Linked DNA regions of Mus musculus: region 2 is linked to region 1. A link is a loop called in an ENCODE intact Hi-C map of the cell type or tissue named here. Cell type or tissue: heart. All regions are shown on one strand. Links, peaks and the distances in the headings refer to the core of each region. The heading gives the core; the rest is flanking DNA. Region 1 holds the start of Cfap126 (cilia and flagella associated protein 126). Region 2 holds the start of Ppox (protoporphyrinogen oxidase).

What was found. Hi-C counts contacts between places; a loop is a spot of excess contacts. Peaks named below come from ENCODE experiments on the same cell type or tissue, not always from the same donor. Only the 100,000 strongest peaks of a DNase experiment are listed, where the experiment ranks them.
Region 2: a loop joins it to region 1, with 6 times the contacts of the local background. A loop is called at or near these places in 6 of 42 quality-filtered maps.

What each region holds. Positions count from the first base shown.
Region 1 is chr1:171,112,736-171,123,435 of GRCm38, reverse strand. It overlaps Cfap126 (cilia and flagella associated protein 126), which reads right to left and starts at 391. Exons shown (of 5, transcript NM_001379426.1): 1 at 243-391. The coding sequence starts at 269. In heart, for the core only: a CTCF peak has its summit at 4,995 (motif pointing left); a DNase peak (open chromatin) is centred at 4,825; H3K27ac peaks cover 296 bases.
Region 2 is chr1:171,279,798-171,287,831 of GRCm38, reverse strand. It overlaps Ppox (protoporphyrinogen oxidase), which reads left to right and starts at 6,646. Exons shown (of 13, transcript NM_008911.2): 1 at 6,646-6,959; 2 at 7,064-7,158; 3 at 7,310-7,444; 4 at 7,577-7,692; 5 at 7,831-7,963. The coding sequence starts at 7,072. It overlaps Usp21 (ubiquitin specific peptidase 21), which reads left to right. Exons shown (of 13, transcript NM_013919.4): 1 at 1-70; 2 at 862-1,482; 3 at 2,231-2,290; 4 at 2,457-2,577; 5 at 2,794-2,905; 6 at 3,096-3,254; 7 at 3,806-3,870; 8 at 4,091-4,194; 9 at 4,391-4,477; 10 at 4,739-4,817; 11 at 5,030-5,137; 12 at 5,221-5,335; 13 at 5,530-5,883. The coding sequence starts at 883. The coding sequence ends at 5,620. In heart, for the core only: a CTCF peak has its summit at 5,978 (motif pointing right); DNase peaks (open chromatin) are centred at 4,161, 5,311, 6,571 and 7,371; H3K4me3 peaks cover 3,085 bases; H3K27ac peaks cover 2,617 bases.

The DNA.
Region 1 (10,700 bases), core at 2,981-6,980:
ATGACTTTGTCACTTGACTTACAAAGCCTAAACTGCTTACTCTGGCCTGTACAAATAAAATCACTGCTTCCTGGCTTACGGTCTACAGATTTAACCCAGATCCTCTTTGCTTGTTCCTGGGCCCTCCCACCCATGAGATGAAGCACCGCCTCAACCCAGTCAGAGTCTGATGGGAGCGGGCAGTCAAGGGCAGCATCTGGAACATAAACTCAAATGTAAAAGGGTGACGAGCAAGCGCTTACCTGGTTGGCACTGTAGTTAGTGGCCATGATCCAGTGCTGTTTACACTTGTTGCCTGGCAACTGCAGAAGGCCAGCCTTCTGGGAGTTACTCCCGGTCAGCAGGGGTTGGGCTACATTCTGTGGTTTACACTACCCTCTTCCTTTCTCTCTGAAACGTAGGTTCATTTTCATTTTAGAGTATAGAGGCCCAAACAAACATGAGAAAATGAACTGAGAAGTAGCCATGGATACCTTGAACACCCCGTCCTCCTGCCTCTGCTTCCAAAATCCCAGGACCACTGAGCAGGACCGCTGCATTTGCCTCAGTTACTATACTTTGCATGTGTCCAAAACAAATCAGGGATAACTGTCATGTAAATAGCTGTTTCCCCAACATAGTTAAGTCTGCTTCAGAATTTCCAGGTTGTCTTTGAATGACATCTTCAACTATTTAAACAAACTTTGAGACCCCCCAACCCCCGTGAGCTGAGTGTGTGAGACACTGTGGTATAATGAACTAAGCCTAACCCCTCATCCATCACACACTGTAGTGATGGCCTGCTTTGTACACTGAAGAATAAGGTGAATGAAATGTTCACAGTGGGAATTGGGCGCTGCCAAGATGCTGCTCACAGGATAACAAAGGCACACTGCTTAGGAAGCAACCAACTGGTTTGTTCCCAAAAGGAAATATATGTCTTATCCTTGGTCCTTAAGTGACTCCTGTCTCCTCCATCCCCCTACAGTCACAGGACCCAAGATATAGCTTCATAGTGTTGGTTAGGATATGGCAAATCAGAACGTAGGGTGGGAAACTGAGTAGGTACCAGGGCCTGAGCCTATTAGCTATAAAACCAAGGAACCCTGAGAGACTCATTGAAATTTCTGTTAAGTCCATCTACTCATCTATTGGGGTGTTAGAACTAAAGAGGGCTTGTCAGTTACAAAGTCTTAAGTTTTAAAAAAAGGAAAAAACCCAAGTTGTCCAAAGATACTTAAGAGCCAGATATGGCTGTGCACGCCTGTAATCCCAGTATCCAGGAAGTGGAGGCAGGAGGATCTCAAGTTCAAGACCAGCCTTGGCTATGTAGTAGGATCCTGTCTCCAAAAAACAGGGAAGGGACTCATGAGGCCCCCCCTCCTTCCTGGAGCTATGGAGGCGTTAACTGTTGCTGGGGGAGGGGCTCACAAGGCCCCGCCCTTTATGTTAATAGTTCTGGAGAGGGCAGGATCTTCTTTTCAGTGTTGTAACCAGCCACACTGGTAGGTGGTCCATGCTCCTGGGAATAACCTCCCACGTGTGCAAGCATCTCTGAGCTCAGACACACACACACACACACACACACACACACACACACACACTCAAACACGAAAGCATGGTGACGCCTCTAACCTCAGAACTTGGAGGAGTCAGACCTCTAAATGTGAGCCAACCAGGTTTACATAGTAAGTTCCAGGCCAGTCAGGGATGCATAGAAAGGCCTTATCTCAACAACCAAACAACAAGAACAAAAGTCCACGTGAAGTGAGAAGAGGGTATAGGGGGAAGCAGGTGGGGTCCACTGGGAGGGGGAGGGGCATAAGAGGGTGAACGCAATCAGAATCCTACATGAATGAAAATGTCACAATGAAACCCATTATTCTATAGATCATAGGTGCTGGTTTGAAGGAAGGACGTGGGGTGGGGAAGGGATCTGGGGAGATGGCTCAGTGACTGGGAGTGCTCTCTGCTCATCCAGTAGAGCCAAGCTGGCTTTCCCAGTGCCCATGGCTCTCAGCCTCTGTAACCACAGCTATGTGGAATCTGACGCCCTCTTCTGAAACAGCTACCTCAACTCACACATATGATTTAAAAACAAATTGTTTCTTTCAAGAAAGCAAGCTGCATGTGGTTGTTTATACCTGCAATCCAAGCCTTTGGGATGCTGAAGCAGGAGGATGGCTCCAAGTTTGGGTTACTTGAGGCTGCCTCCAAAATTCAGTGGGGAGATAATTGCTAGTTCTTTTTTCCCCTAAAATGTTTCTCCTATCCAACCCAGCATAATGATACTCCTGACCCTTCCAGATAATGGGTTAAGAACAGCTCTTATTACAGGCTCTGACAGTTCACAGCTGGGTAATGTGACATAGGCCAGCAGCCCCGTGTGCTCTGTCCCTGTGGTTCTCATTACTCTCTAGAGTGATGGAGGACACAGGAGTTATTTTAGGATCAAGGGCTGTCTCTGCTCTCGAACATCCATTTTGCCCACAAGAGGCAAAGTGACAGCTCTGTAGCCATGGCTTCTCTGGGAACTGCTGTCTTCGTTAACTATCAAGGCAGTTTTTCCTCAGCTCTGTGGACAGTGTGTGAACTCAGACCTAAGTGAGGACAACCATTAATGTCCATCCTGGAGCCAAATTATCTGGGTGAAATTCTGACTGTGCTTGGAAAATGAGGCCTTAGAAAAGTTCATCAGCCCGGGCTTTAGCGACCTTGCATGAGAAATGTAGACTGTCCTACTTCAGAGCATTAACTGTGCTAACATGGCCTGTAGGCACTTCATGCAAAGAGGGCTCAAGAATTTTACTGGCTTAAGAGTGCCTGGGGTGGGGATGGGAGGTGAATGTGAGGTGCACACTTTTCATCCCAAAAATTGGGAGCCAGAGCTGGTGGATCTCTGAGTTTGAGGTCAGCCTGCTCTACATAGTGAGTTCCCGGTCAGCTGTGGCTACACAGTCTTAATGTGTCTCAAAACAACAACAAAAAGAGAATCCAGAGGTGATCAGCAAGATGGCTCAGTGGGTTAAAAAACTACTTCCCTGAGAAGCCTGATGGCCTGAGTATTGTCCCAGAACCCACGTGACAAAGCCAACTGTACCTGTAAGCCACACACTCCTCTACCTAGACAGATGTGCAAGATAGTGCCCACCTGGGCTGGAGAGATGGCTCAGCTTCATCCTCTCCCTCTCCCTCTCCCTCTCCCTCTCCCTCTCCCTCTCCCTCTCCCTCTCCCTCTCCCTCTCCCTCTCCCTCTCCCTCTCCCTCTCCCTCTCCCTCTCCCTCTCCCTCTCCCTCTCCCTCTCCCTCTCCCTCTCCCTCTCTTCCCCCTCTCTCTCCTCCCTCTCCCTCTCCCTCTCCCTCTCCCTCTCCCTCTCTCTCACTCCCTCTCTCTCACTCCCTCTCTCTCACTCCCTCTCTCTCTCTCTCAACATGTCCAGCAAGCACCTGGATTTCCTCTTGATGTAAATGAAGCATCCCCAGCACCCAGCACCTCAGCCCTAGCCAATAATGTACACTCACCTCAAAAGCCCTACCTACTCTCCAAGATTTATATAACCTTTATTATCCCCAAATAATGAGAGCTGTAACATTGAGGATTTGGGAAGCATACAACACACACACACACACACACACACACACACACACACACACACACACACACACACACACGGCCCTCAAGACAACAGAGTTCCTGTGAACCGACTACAGAGAAAGATTCTGTCTCAAAACAAAACCGTGAAGAAACCATGTATGACGTATGTGTGCTATAGCATGCGCTAGTGTAGAGGACTTCTTTTAATAACCACGTGTGCGCCACTGAAGGTGCGCATCTCATCTGCTCTGCGTGCTGAACACAGAAACTTCTCCCGAAGACACGGCAGCAATGCCTCTGCGCATGCGTCACTTGGCATGTGGGCATGTCTGTAGCATACATTAGGAAATAAGGTTGTGGAATCAAAGAGTCAGATTTGGGAAACTGCTTTTCACAGACATTCATTTCGTCCTTGAACCAGTTCTGAAAGTCTCCTAGCAGATCTGGGATGGAACTTAGTAGAGTAGTTGTGTCGTGTGTTCATGTGGAGCCCTGGTTTCAAATCCAGCACCTCAGAAAACAAAGAAAACAGAACCCACACACTCAGATGAGTCAAGCAAGTTTGGGGCAGACACCAAAAGCTTAGCTCTCCAAATAGCACAAGCATTATGTACTGTGGTTTATCTAATTCACCATCGGACAAAGTGTGAAGCTTAGACCTCTGCCACTAGACAGGGTCTCTAGACCACACTGGCTCAGTCCCCTATGTAGCTGTGGCCTTCAACTTCTGACTCTCCTGCCTCCACTTCCTGAGTTCTGGAGGCCTAGCTGTCTATCACCATACCACACTTGAAACACGAACTTTTCTTTTTTAAATCTAAGGCTTATATTTTGTGTGGCGATTCTGCACAGGGGCTACGCTGATCTCTGTGTTGTTCTGACTTTAACTGTGTGCTGTGGTCCACACCTGTGATCTAAGCACTTAGAGAAAGTGTGGAACGAGCATTCTTTTTTTTTTATTTTTTATTTTTTGGTTTTTGGAGACAGGGCTTCTCTGTGTAGCTCTGGCTGTCCTGGAACTCACTCTGTAGACCAGGCTGGCCTCGAACTCAGAAATCCACCTGCCTCTGCCTCCCAAGGGCTGGGATTAAAGGCGTGTGCCACCACTGCCCGGCCAGCTTGCACTCTTAATGGCGTAAGCGGTTATTACTCAAGATTTAGGCATCTGTTTCCCTTCTTGGGCTGTTTGACACCAGAACCATTAGATCTGGTGATGTTGTCAAGCCTCCAAGATTTCTCCCAAGTAGCTCCAAGGAGCCCTGCTTGTTACTTCACTGGTTCCGGCGGTAAGTAGGTGTTGGAGTGGAGAGCCGGACTTTGTAGATTCCCCCATACAAGCTGAAAGCAGTTGGTGCATAGTAAGGCCAGAAATGATACAGGACTACAAAGGTAAGTGCTTCCTTGCCAAACGCCTGGGTTCTTTTCTGAGACTACAGCACCCCCTAGTGGAAATTGTTATTATCTCTTCCTTTACTCTCTGTGTGTGTGTGTGTGTGTGTGTGTGTGTGTGTGTGTGTGTGTGAGAGAGAGAGAGAGAGAGAGAGAGAGAGAGGGAGAGAGAAGGAGGAGAAGGAGAAGAAGAAGAAAGAAGACGAAGAAGAAGAAGAAGAAGAAGAAGAAGAAGAAGAAGAAGAAGAAGAAGAAGAAGAAGAAGAAGAAGAAGAAGAAGAAGAAGAAGAAAGAACAAACTAGAATTTTTCTTCAAAACAAAACTGGCCTAGATAGTTTCGCCGAGGATGCCATTAAACCTTCTTTTTCTTTATTCTGTAAGGACCAAGGGTTGAACCCAGGTGTACATGGTGAGCAGCACTCTCTCACTGACATACATTCCCTATCCTTTTAAATCCCTTTTAGAAATTGCTTTTCTTGGACTAATAGGGTGGCTACATGAGTAAAGGCACTCGCCACCAAGCCTGACAACGTGAGTTTGATCCCCAGATCCTTATAACGGCAGGCTAGCCAGGCAACAGTGACCTAGGCCTTAACATCTTACCTAGGCCTAAACATTCCATTTAGGCCTTAATATTTGAGATTGGAATATTTGAGGTCAGCTTGGGTTACACAGTGAGACTGTCTCAATGGGACAAAGAGGATGAGTTTATTTTATATATTTTTTTTGTTGTTGATTGGAAGCAAGAAGTATATGTTTCTTTGGTAACTTTCTTTTTTAAATGCTGGGCTCAGTGGAGGAAGCCTGCAATTCTGTCTCCTCAGGAGTCTGAGGCGGGAAGATGGTAAGCTCAAGGTCTTCCAGAACTAGAGCGCGACTCCAAGGACAGCTGGGACATTAGTGAGATCTTGTCTCAAAATAAAAATATAAGATGGAGTTGAAGATGTTGCATAGTGGTGGAGTGCCTGTCTACATGTGAAAAACCAGGGTTTAATCCTTAGTTGTGTTGTGTGTGTGTGTGTGTGTGTGTGTGTGTGTGTGTGTGTACATAGGACCACTCCCTATTACTGGCTAATCTTCATTGTCAACTTGACTAAATTTAAAATCACCTAGGAGACACACTTCGAGGTGTCTGTAAAGGTCCTGTCAGGGTTAACTGTGAAGAGCAGACCTTGCATGCATGTGGATCACATGGACTGAAGGCCTATACTGAATTCAATGGAAAACGCTGCCTGCCTGCCTGCCTGCCTGCCTGCCTGCCTGCCTGTGTTCTTCTCTTCCACTTCCTGACTGAAGATTCAATGTGACCGGCCACCACACACTCCCGATACCATAACTTCCTCAGCACGGTGGACTGTACTCTTGAACTGTGAACCAAAATACACTCTTCATTTCATAAGTTGCGTTTGTCCGGTACTTTGTCACAGTGATGAGAAAAGTGACTAAGACACAAGCCTGGTGGAATCTTGTACTATTCCAGAACATTGATAGCAAGGAGCCCATCTAGCTTTAAAAAGTAAATATAAAACCAAACAGGTCCTCATATGGAGTTCCAGGACATCCAGGACTAAAGAGAGAGAGACCCTCAACAACAACAACAAAACCTAAATAAATAAACAAACAAATGACATTTAAAGAACTCCAAAAGTGGGAGACAAGTGGGAGCCCATCATGTGCCGGCTATGTACTGGGCTTTGTAGCAACACCCTATAGGGATAGCTTGTCTCTACTCCAAAATCAAAATCAGTGACACTTGAGTTAGGAAGACTTGGAGACTCAAGATTGATGATAGCTTGAGGTGCTGGAATTTTCTGGAACTGTTCATTCACGTGACTGGAAATTACACCGGTTGTAAGATATACTTCACTGGTAAATTGTCACATATTGTTTGAGATCTCTAGGGACTGGTTCTGGAGCTGAGATTGTCCATTTCCTCTATTTCAGACCCCAGCATGCTTGTCAAAGTGACCTCCAAGACCCCTTATCTGTGAATGGGCTGCCCCACCCTGATTCTGTGACAGGGGAAAACGGGACATTAACTGCATCTTATCTGAGGTTGCAGGAGCAGTCTCGTGTGGCCTCTCAGAAGATATCTTTTAAAAAAAATGAATTTTACTTAGTTATTTTGCTATCAGGGCATTTTAATTAGCATGTTCAGGATGGTGGGTTCTAAGTGTATCCCAAGACAATGAAGAGGAAGGTGTGTCACCTTGTATAATGAAACCGGTGACATTTCCTCTTTAGTCAGTTTCTCCCAAGGAGGAGATATAGGCTACGTTGCTCAAGTGAGTACACAGAAATAGCATAATAAAGGGTAATGACTGGAAGCTATTCAGTGACTTCAGTTAAGTGTCTGGTCTTACTCTTTTGAGACATCCGTACCCACCCTCAGGTTTGTAATGTGTTTCCTGCATTTTCCTAAGCTGCTCTCTATCTTTCAGTATTTGTCCTTAAATCTGTATTAAACAAGGTGGCATCTACACCTACAATGAAAACCGGTACTCAGGAGGTTAAGTGCCAGTACTTGCCGTCTCTCCGGCTCCTGAAGAACACTTCTGACAAACTTTACACAAGAAGGTTAAGAGAAAGAGAGACTAGGGAAAGAAAAAGGCATACTTAAGTGTGCGTAAGGGCTCCTCGAGGGAGAGCCATAAATGAGTATTTTCACACGAGACATATATACCTAAAGTTGTATCTCAAAAGCTTGCTTAGAAGCACAGGTTTATTGAGTGATTCTAGAGAAATCAATAGGGTTGCTCAGAGGGCATCTGGAGAAAGTCCTGGGAACACTGCCTCTTCACAAATGGAAGGGTTGTAACGCCTTAAGTAAGTGTTGCTAATTGTGCTTTGTAGTCTGATACTTTGTAGTTTCAAGAATAAAAAGGAAAGGGAGCCACATTATGGTTAGACTACTTCCTGTTCATTAGCGGTGTGGAGCTCTTTGGGGCAAGTTTAATCTTTGCCCACAGGATATCTAATTTCTTCTTGTTTCTTCTTTGCAGACAACTACTTAGCAAATACTTAATCTTTCCCGCAACACACCTTGACCAACAGCAACCAACCAACAACCCACCCCATCACTCGGGACCCTAGCATTTATAGACCCTCTGGAAAGTCCTCAAATTCCAAATGTCACACAATTGCAGAAACTATCTGCAGTTGGCAAAAAACGTGCCTCTGCTAGAGCACTAAGCAAATCAGAGTCAGCTGCTGTGGACAGAATGAAGCAGCCCCATATCCCATACGTGGGATTAAACAAAAATATATTCTTATAATATTTCTGTGGTTTTTAAATAAACCAAAATTTCAAAATTGTCACTACACTGCATTATCCTTATTATTATTATTATTATTATTATTATTATTATTAAAGATAGGTTTCTCTATGTAGTCCTGTAGACCAGGCCTTGAACTCAGGCTTGATCCACCTGTCTCAGCCTTCTGAGTGATTGCAGTGGTACACCCCGAGACACACACACACACACACACACACACACACACACACACACACACACACCCCAATCCCCTCCCACAGCTCTGGCTATCTTGGAACTCATTTTATAGACCAAGTTGGCCTCTGCCTCTCAAGTGCTGGGATTAAAGATGTCCACTGGCTCTGTAGAACAGATTTTAAGTCAGTGGTTCTCAGCCTTCCTAATACTGCAATCCTTTAATACAGTCCCTCATGCTGTGATGACCCCTAACCATCAAATTATTTTCATTGCTACTTCATAACTGTGATTTTGCTGTTATGAATAATAATATAAATGAATATCAGATATTCAGAATATCTGATATGAGACTCCTGTGAAAGGGTCATTGGATCTCCAAAGGGGTCTTGACTTACAGGTTGAAAACCACTCTAAGAAAGAATTTGTGACATTGATGTAAATGTTTGGACCTAGGTCCATCACTTAATAGAATGGGATCACAAGCAGGTCTATTCTTTTCTTGATGCATAACATTTTGATGATGGTGGTTATCTCCTAAGGTGATTACAAGGATCTGTAGCCTGCTACAAAATAATGGGAAACGAGCAATTATGATTTCAGAGTTCCCATTAGTGAATTGAAGATTCTGAAAGTTACTTAATGAAAGATAACCTTCCCAAGTTAACTGCTGAACTGTTGAGCTAGGGCGGGATTGAGGAGGGGGAGGGTTAGGCTGGAGCGACGGGAACTCTTGGAAGGAAAGGGAAAGTACCCATTTCCCTTGCGGGGTCTTTGGAGCCTCTTGGCCACAGCCCCTGCTGCAGAGAGGACCTACCCTTTCTCTGCTCCGCTCTCCTCCCGCAAGTGCGTGGCCCGGGAGAGTCACATCCGGTCCCACTGTCCAGAAATGAGCTCAACCCACAACCCCCCTTTCCGTGACTCACGCCTGAGTACCGGGAAAGCGCTACTGGGACCGTGAGACCGGGCATGAAGGCGGGGCGACCAGGAGACGAGGAGGGACAGGCTGCGTCCGGGAGAAGGAACCGGAAGCTGAGGATGGGCCGAGTGGCCTGCAAGTCCCCAGATCCGCACTTTGGTCTCATGCTGTCAAGAAACGCTTCGCAAGCCAGGCCAGCCCCAAACTTGTCTGAGAAACCACTACTACGTACCACGTCCCTCTGTTTTCGATTGGCTCCCTTCATAACCAGTGGTTGTAACCACTAATTTGCTTTCCTTCTGTTAGATGGGTTTATCTGCATAAACCGGCCTCAGTAAATCTCCCATCTCAAGGTCTGTGTTCCATGTTATGTGTATTATTTGTACATTGTACAAAACGAGGATTATTTAGGCCAAAGGTCCAGTATCAGGTGCTGCGGTGTTGTTAGTTCTCTGGAAGGGACCTCGTGGGGATAGAGGAGACATGCAGGGATATCCAGCGATCGGGAAACCAGAAGGAATTCAGGGGCCAAACTTTTTTTATTATTATTATTTTATTTATTTATTTTGTTTTTTCGAGACAGGGTTTCTCTGTGCTCAGTCTGTAGACCAGCCTGGCCTCGAATCCATCTGCCTCTGCCTCCCGAGTGCTAGGATTTAAGGTGTGTGCCACCACTGCCTGACATTTTTTTTTTTAAATAGCAACTTTATCTCAAGAAATACATTCATGATGTAGCTTACTCTGCCCTACTTTTATTTTTTATTTTTAATTTAATGTGTATGGTTGTTTTGCCTGCACGTATATGTCTTTGCACCAAACTGAGTGCCTGGTGCTAGGGAGGCCAGAAGAGGGGGTAGGATAGCTTCCCTGTGGGTGCTGACACCCTCTGGAAGGTAGCCAGTGCTCTTAAACACTAGCCCCATCAGGGCTACTTTTTAATGCTTCTAATATCTAAATACTGAGCCACACGGAGGACCAATCTTCTAGCCCACAAACGTTTGTGTGTGGGGGACACACTTTAAACCATATCCAACACAAAGTCCAATAAGAGGCAACCTAATCATGGCTGAATACGTGAATACACTGGGGGGGGGGGAGGAGGTCAAGGTCAGGGTCTGGTTAGACGTTAGTGTATGATTTATGGTGACAGTCAGATTGCAGCTCAGTCTTCATCCATCCTCAATGGAACATCGGATGATGGCCAGACTCACAGTAACAGCACAGTGCTGACTCCCTCCTGACTCCTAGTATGTGGCTTTCACTCTGTGTTCTGGAGTGTCCTGCCTCGAATTTAAGAATAGGCCATCACAGACTTGGCATTAAATAAATATTACAACAACAACAACAAGAGATTATCTATTATCTTGA
Region 2 (8,034 bases), core at 4,035-8,034, 160 kb before region 1:
ATAAGAGGGGGTGGCCCTGAGCTGGAGCTGGACCCCGGCTGGCCTCCCCCGCCGCCTCACCGGGGGACAGGTATGGGCCGGGACGTTATGGCGGGGTGGGGTGGGAGAGCCGAGGGAGGATGGATCCAGACCCCAGAGGACGTTCACCACAAAGGGGGATGCTCGCGGTGCCCAGCGGGGCCTGGGAGAACTGGGCTGGAAGAACGGCATTCTCGGACCGCGGGGAATATGCCGCCGGACCCCGCAGCCAATCAGCAGCCTCGGCCTTTCTGCCCTCGAGGGGGGCGGACCCGGGTAAAACCCTGCTGTGGTGGGAGAGGTGCACAAATTAGGGGTCAAGTAGTTCGTCCTCCATCTCAAACCATTGCCCCCCTGGGCCCAGATACCAAGTAGGATCCCAGAATTGGAGGAGGGAGTGGATTGCAGATCACCCGTTTAATCCGCTTCATTTGCAACCCAGAGGAGCTGGGGTTGAGATTGGAATGCTGTCTTTTGGACTGATTCCTGCGTCCACAGTCCCAGGTCTATGGCACATCCCACTTGACTAGCCACATATGGGGAGTTTGTAGATTATAAAAACAGCTGAGATTGAGAGTACCAGTGGCTTTTAAATAAATCTGTATTCTATAGAGAGGGGGTGGGGCATGAAAAGGTCAAAATGATGGTCTGCTATTCAATCATTTGTTTATTCAAGGAGTACTAAGTATTTTTCGTATGCCAAACATTGCCAGGTCCTGGAGATGCAAGAACTGATTTTATAAACGTTATATGTACCCTCGGTACATGAAGAAGACAGCTTGCATGATCGCCTGTATCTTCTCTCCCTTCCTAATTCAAACGCTGACTCTCTTTTCTCCTCAGGTCCAGCCTGTGGTGCCCACAATGCCCCAGGCTTCTGAGCACCGCCTGGGCCGGACTCGAGAGCCACCTGTCAATGTACAGCCCCGAGTGGGAGCCAAGATACCATTTCCTCCCCGGGCACGCAGCAAGGAGCGCCGAAACCCAGTTCCTGGGCCAAACTCCATGTTACGACCTTTGCCTCCCAGGCCAGGTCCCCCAGATGAAAGGCTCAAGAAACTGGAGCTGGGTCGGGGTCGGACCTCAGGCTCTCGTCCTAGAGGTCCCCTTCGAGCAGATCATGGGGTTCCCCTGCCTGGCTCACCGCCCCCAGCTGTGGCTCTGCCTCTCCCATCCCGGACCAACTTAGCCCGTTCCAAGTCTGTGAGCAGTGGGGACTTGCGTCCAATGGGGATTGCCTTGGGAGGGCACCGTGGCGCTGGCGAGCTAGGGGCTGCACTGAGCCGCTTGGCACTCCGGCCTGAGCCACCCACTTTGAGACGTAGTACTTCTCTCCGGCGTCTTGGGGGCTTCCCTGGCCCCCCTACCCTGCTCAGCATACGGACAGAGCCCCCTACTTCCCATGGCTCCTTCCACATGATATCTGCCCGGCCTTCTGAGCCTTTCTACTCTGATGACAAGATGGTGAGGACTTGACAGCACACGTGGTCTCTCCCATGCTCATGTTCCTCTTGCCTTCAACTTTGTCATACTATGGCTTTCCTGTGTTCCCTTCTCTGAGTCCCTTTGTCAACTCCTCATTACACCAGTGGATTCTTGTCTTTTCTGAGACCTTCTAGATCTTATTTTGGGTTGTATGTGATTCTCCAACTTGGTGTGCCATTCTAGTCCCTAGGGAATTAGCCCGACTATTTAGAATTCTTCCTTGGGTCCTTAGGCACTCTCTTTTAAGGCAACATCTCTCCTAGGACTGGGCCTAGACCTAATTAATCCCTGGAGCTGCGGAGGGGCGGAGTCAAGAGCACCTGTGCTGGTGTGGTTCCCCATTTCCCGAGCTAACTGAGCTAGGCTGCTTGCAGTTGGAGCCAGCAGGAGAGGGTGCAAGAAGGGGCCACGGGGGCAGGAGGGGGATTTGGGGGCAGTAAAGTGGGGGCGGGGAGCAGCTGGGCAACCATGCCAGTGCTTGGGGAGTTGCCTCAGGAGCTGCAGCGCCGGCTAGCTTGGCAGCGGAGTAAATGGGGACTTGGTGTGACAGCCATGGCTGAGTCTGTGGTACACTCAGCTGTGATGGGCTTACTACTCATGACCAGTGAGGTAGGATGACCAGTGAGGGGAACAGGGTAGAACTGGGGCACGAGTTGGGTTGGGGAGACATTCAGCAGCATGCTATTGAAAGCGCCAGGTAGAATATGACTGTCCTCTGACTTTCTAGGCTCACCACACACTGCTTCTGGGCTCTGGTCATGTTGGCCTCCGAAATCTAGGAAATACAGTAAGAGCCACTTTCCTGTCCTTCTCTGTAAAAGGGATGTGAGATGGTGTTGGGGGTGGAGACAGGCACAGACCCAGGAGAGGCATGCCGGAGAGCAGGAAGCGCTCTCAGTCCTGCTGGGCACCGGTCTGCAAAGGTAACAGCAGTGTCCCCACCGCTTCCCCAGTGCTTCCTGAATGCCGTGCTACAGTGTTTGAGCAGCACAAGGCCTCTTCGAGACTTCTGTCTGCGAAGGGACTTCCGGCAAGAGGTGCCCGGAGGAGGCCGAGCCCAGGAACTCACAGAAGGTGGGCAACAACTCCCGATCCTTCTGTTCTCTCTCCCCCAACCCCTTCAGTTCTATCCTCCCAATTCCCATGGCTCCCAGCCCTTCAAGCTGGCAGTTACATCCGTTTTCCCCAGTTTGTTCCTTCCTAGAGATTTTCTAGCCACAGAAGCTCCTCCCGCCTGCCTGCTCTCCTAGACATTAGCATTGAATCCCTTCCCCACTGTCAAACCAACAGCCTTTGCAGATGTGATTGGTGCCCTCTGGCACCCTGACTCCTGTGAAGCTGTGAATCCCACCCGATTCCGGGCTGTCTTCCAGAAATACGTCCCTTCCTTCTCTGGATACAGGTGGGGAAACTGAGAGAATGGGATTTCTCTCTGGCTCCGGTTGGGGGCGGGGACAAGCTGAGGCTCTGGCAGCAGTGTTGTAAGCCTTGAGATTTCCTACACTGAGGAAACGGGAACCCACATTTGGGCAGGGGGTACTGTGTGGACCACGAGGGGATGGATCAGATGCCCATATTCTGTCTGGCTGTAGCCAGCAGGATGCCCAAGAGTTCCTGAAGCTCCTCATGGAGCGGTTGCACCTTGAGATCAACCGACGAGGGCGCCGGGCACCGCCAATCTTGGCCAGCGGACCAGTTCCCTCTCCACCTTGCCGAGGAGGAGGGGCTCTGCATGAAGAACCTGAGTTGAGGTAAGGGTTGTTCCCCCTTGCTCCTCTCCGCAGTACTTCTATCAGCTTTCAGTTATCACGGAACTGAGCTAACCGAAACTGAAATGTAGGGCCTAGGAGAGACCCTTTAGCACAGGAAAAAAAAAAAAAAAAAAAAAAAAAAAAGAAGGAAGGAAGGAAGGGAGGAAGATGGGAAAGTACATATAGAGGCAGAAAATAGAGTCAGAGATGCACTGAGCTGGGGAAGGAGAGAACGTCTACAATCAAATATATCAAAGAGCTTGTAGAGGAAGATGGCCCTGTGTATATGTGTGTGTGTTTATATATATACATACATATATATGCATGTGTATATATACACATACATATATAAATGTATATGTATGTGTGTCCTTTCATCTTGGATTTCCCCAGAAAGTTCCCAGGGGCATTGCTTACTCCTTTGACTAGGAATTTAGGGAAGGAGCTGGTATGTGGACAGGGACCAGGGTTCCGTGGATAATTTCCGTGGTTGGGGCCGCCCAGTACTATAGCTGTCTCACAGGTTGCTCCCTTCCCTTGCTCTGTGGCAGTGATGATGACCGAGCCAACTTAATGTGGAAGCGCTACCTGGAGCGAGAAGACAGCAAGATTGTGGGTGGGTATGCAGTGGGGCAACACAGTGGGAGCTGGGGCTCGGGAGAAGGAAGCATGGGGGCAAGGCCAGATGCCAAGGATGTAAAATGCTGTGTGGCGCTGAGTGGCAGTGCTGTATTAGAAAGGCAGGTCAGAGGCACGGGGAGAACACCAACTGTTCTAGGAGAGTGAGCACTTTAGGCATCTGACGGTAACTTCTTCTGCCTTTTGCTTCTACCTAGACCTGTTTGTGGGCCAGTTGAAAAGTTGCCTCAAGTGCCAGGCCTGTGGGTATCGCTCCACGACCTTCGAGGTTTTTTGTGACCTGTCCCTGCCCATCCCCAAGGTGGGATTCCAGTAGATTCCAGGGGTGGATGGAACAGGGGTTCTGTGACCCACCCCTCCGCACTCCTAAGTGTGGGTGGGAACTGTGTGGGTCTCTAAAGCAGAATTAAAGCCTGGATTTAAAAAAAAAAAAAAAGGATTTTTTTAAAAAAAGGAAACTCAGAACATGCTGACCCTCACTTCCCCTTTCCCCCTAGAAAGGATTTGCTGGGGGCAAAGTGTCTTTGCGGGATTGCTTCAGCCTTTTCACCAAGGAGGAAGAGCTAGAGTCGGAGAATGCCCCAGTATGTGGGACTTTAATGGGGGAGACCTGGGAGGGTCTGTCTGGATAAAGGGAAATGCATGTCTCCTTGATTTGGGAATAACAGTTACTTGTCTGGGTGTGTGTTAGGGGTCTCCGGTATGTCCTCGTATACCTAGGTTATGGGGGGGGGAGGGGCAAAGCAATGAGAAACATAACTAAATTTATGTGTAAGTTGGGGGTGTCANGAAAAAGCAACTTAGGTGAGGGCACCCTGACCTAACACTATTTGCTGTTTATTTAGGTGTGTGACCGATGTCGGCAGAAAACCCGAAGTACCAAAAAGTTGACAGTACAAAGATTCCCCCGAATCCTCGTGCTCCATATCCTAATCTTCACGTTCTTATTTCTCTTAGGGTATCTCCCATACAGTGTCTCCTCGCCTTCGTTTGAGTTTCCCTTAGGGAAAACCTGCCACCCTGACTTTCTTTGCCACCTTTCAGGATGTGTTGGGGGAATGGAGGGTACTGAATTTATTACTGCAGTCCCCCCTAGAGACCCTTAGCCTCCCCAGTGCTCCTTAACCAGGGCTTAGATCTGAACCGATTTTCCACCTCCCGAGGCTCCATCAAGAAAAGTTCAGTAGGTGTAGACTTCCCACTGCAGAGACTAAGCCTAGGGGACTTTGCCAGCGACAAAGCGGGTGAGTCTGGCAGGGAACCTCCTAAAGAATCTTCAGGAGGGAGACACAACTGGGTGTGGAAACTGATGTTATTTAACCCGCAGGAAGCCCTGTCTACCAGCTGTATGCCCTTTGCAACCACTCGGGTAGTGTCCACTATGGCCACTACACAGCCCTGTGCCGGTGCCAGACTGGTTGGCATGTCTACAATGACTCCCGGTGAGAATAGCCTCTTGTTCAACTCCTGCCCCCTCCCACCGCCCCCCCCCCAGCTCCGAAAAGATAAGTTCCTGACAAAGGATAGGTGGAGAGTCTCTCCTGATCTCCACCTGGCTACTCTGAGTCTTGTGGGATGGAGGGGGAATCTACAAGAATGACCACTGACCACAGCCGTGTCCCGTTTCTCTTCTCAGCGTTTCCCCTGTCAGTGAAAATCAGGTGGCATCCAGTGAGGGCTACGTGCTGTTCTACCAATTGATGCAGGAACCACTTCGGTGCCTGTGACACCATCTTGAAGCCCTGGCACCTGTGAAAACCTTCCCAACACCCTTAAGCCCCCAGTTACCTCACAGACGTCTATTTTTGTGTCTTTTTAATCGGGGAGGGGAGGAGGGTTGGTTGTAGCTCCCGTTATTTTTTTTATTAAGAAGTACCCTTCCGCCTTGTTTTCCTGTCCCATGTACAGAAACCACCAGACCCTTGACCATGTACAGCCCCCAGAACCTCTGCAATCTCACTTTTTTGTGAATAAATTTATTAAGAAAAAAGTGATGTTCATGTTTGTATTTGTGGATAAGAGGGAATGGATATCTAGAATTTTGGTTCAATTGGAGCCTTTCTGGGCCCCAATTCTGTCTCTGGACAGGTGGGGGCGCTCTCACAACAGAAGGAAAAGAACAGGGATTGAGCTGGCCCCAGCCTTGGACCCAAACACTGAGTTTAGTGGAACTAGGCAGACAAACCCTGAGACCTGTGAAGTTGCGGGAAAGCCTGAAACTAGAGTGCAGGCATTGGCACGCCGGTTTTTCCTGAGAGGGGTACTGCCCCTCGAGGGCAAGGCATCCAAGAACCCCTGTTGACAAACACTGGTACCGTTGCCGGGCGGCCCTTGCTCCCGTAGGCCCTGTCTGTTGCTAACATCAAGGAGCTGTTTATGGAGCCTTCTCCCCACGGACTGGCCTCCAAGTGTCTCTCTCTTTCTCCCTAACTAAAGCTCGTGGGGCTCTCCCACCTCCAGGGTTTTCACCACAGACCTGGGAAGCTTGAGCTGGGGAATGCTCAAGGATTTCGCTGTCCTGTCCCTGGGGAAGGCAGTGCCGGTTACTGCAACTAACTCCGATTAGGACACGAACAGGTTAACCCGCTCCACGGAACTGACTCCGAAAGCGGCTGTTGCTCCTCTGGTAGCGTCACTGCCAATATGGTGTTTTCATTGGTGAATGTATCCAGAGCTCACCAATCCAGAACCCGCACTCCAAGACCCTCCAATCAAGAAGCAAGAAAGTGAAACGCAGTCACGCAGGCCGCCAGAAAGGAATCGACGGAGAGTCGGAGGGACCCTAAAAGTTAGGGGCGGGGATACCAGACTTGAACCTGCTCACCCCTGAGGCTGGAAAAACCGAGTGCTGTAGAATTCTGGCCTCCGAAGGGTTTGTGCTGGGGAGATAGCGTGGGCGTGGCCCTTATCTGCACACGGACAGGATGGACTGCTCCTAGGGCCTCTATCAGTCACTCACTTTCTCGGGTTCCCCCTATCTCGTGGGTAAGTTCTGGCTTCAGAACGAAGACCTTACTCTTCCACCAGCACGTACACGCGCGCCCTGCATTAGTTGCTCATAAATCAGTAAGTGTCCAGAAGTGGGGTATGGGACCAGTGGGGGTTTCTGCAGTTGTAAAACAGAGTGCTCCCCTGCCCCGTTCTCCTGGGGTATCTCGACCTTTTCCCAGGCCTTACGATGGGCCGGACTGTGATAGTACTTGGCGGAGGTATCAGTGGATTGGCCGCAAGTTATCATCTGATCCGAGGCCCCAGTCCTCCTAAGGTGAGTCCCCACTAGTACCAGAGAAAGACTCATTTAATACTCTTGATATTTCTAGCAAAAGCTGCATAGATTTTTGTTCCGTGAAATATGCACTTCCCCCGACCCCCAGTCCCTTTGCCCTGTGGCGACAGTGCTTCACTTTTGGCGCCAGGTGATCTTAGTGGAGGGCAGCAAGCGTTTGGGAGGATGGATCCGCTCAATCCGAGGATCAGATGGTGCGATCTTTGAACTTGGACCTCGAGGGATTAGGCCGGCTGGAGCCCTGGGAGCCCGGACCCTGCTCCTGGTGAGCGTCTTGTGGAATGTGTAGGACAGGTAGTGGAGGAGAGTTCTCCAAAGGGACGGAGTTGCAGAGAGGAAAAACGTTGGGTCAGTTTTTCCTTAGTTTCTCCTCTTCCTGAGGGCTTGTGGAGAACAGGTTTCTGAACTTGGCTTGGAGTCTGAAGTCTTGCCTGTCCGAGGGGATCACCCAGCTGCCCAGAACAGGTTCCTGTATGTAGGCGGTACCCTGCACCCTCTACCCTCCGGCCTCAGGTAACACCTCACTATTACACACACCCCCCTTTCGCTCCCTGTCAGGCCTTCCAGCCACAGGGGGTCTAATGGCTGAAAAGAACCCTCTGAAAGGTGAATCTGGGAGTTTTCTTTTCAACCATGCCTTCCTCCATGCAGGGGGCTACTCCGTCCTTCACCCCCCTTCTCAAAACCTCTGTTTTGGGCTGGGCTGAGGGAGTTGCTGAAGCCCAGGGGCAAAGAGCCTGATGAAACTGTGCACAGTTTTGCCCAGCGCCGCCTTGGACCTGAGGTGACATTGCTCAGAGGTGGTCTCAAACCTCTTCCCCTCCTGTTGCTGAGTCTCTAACTCAGACTTAACCC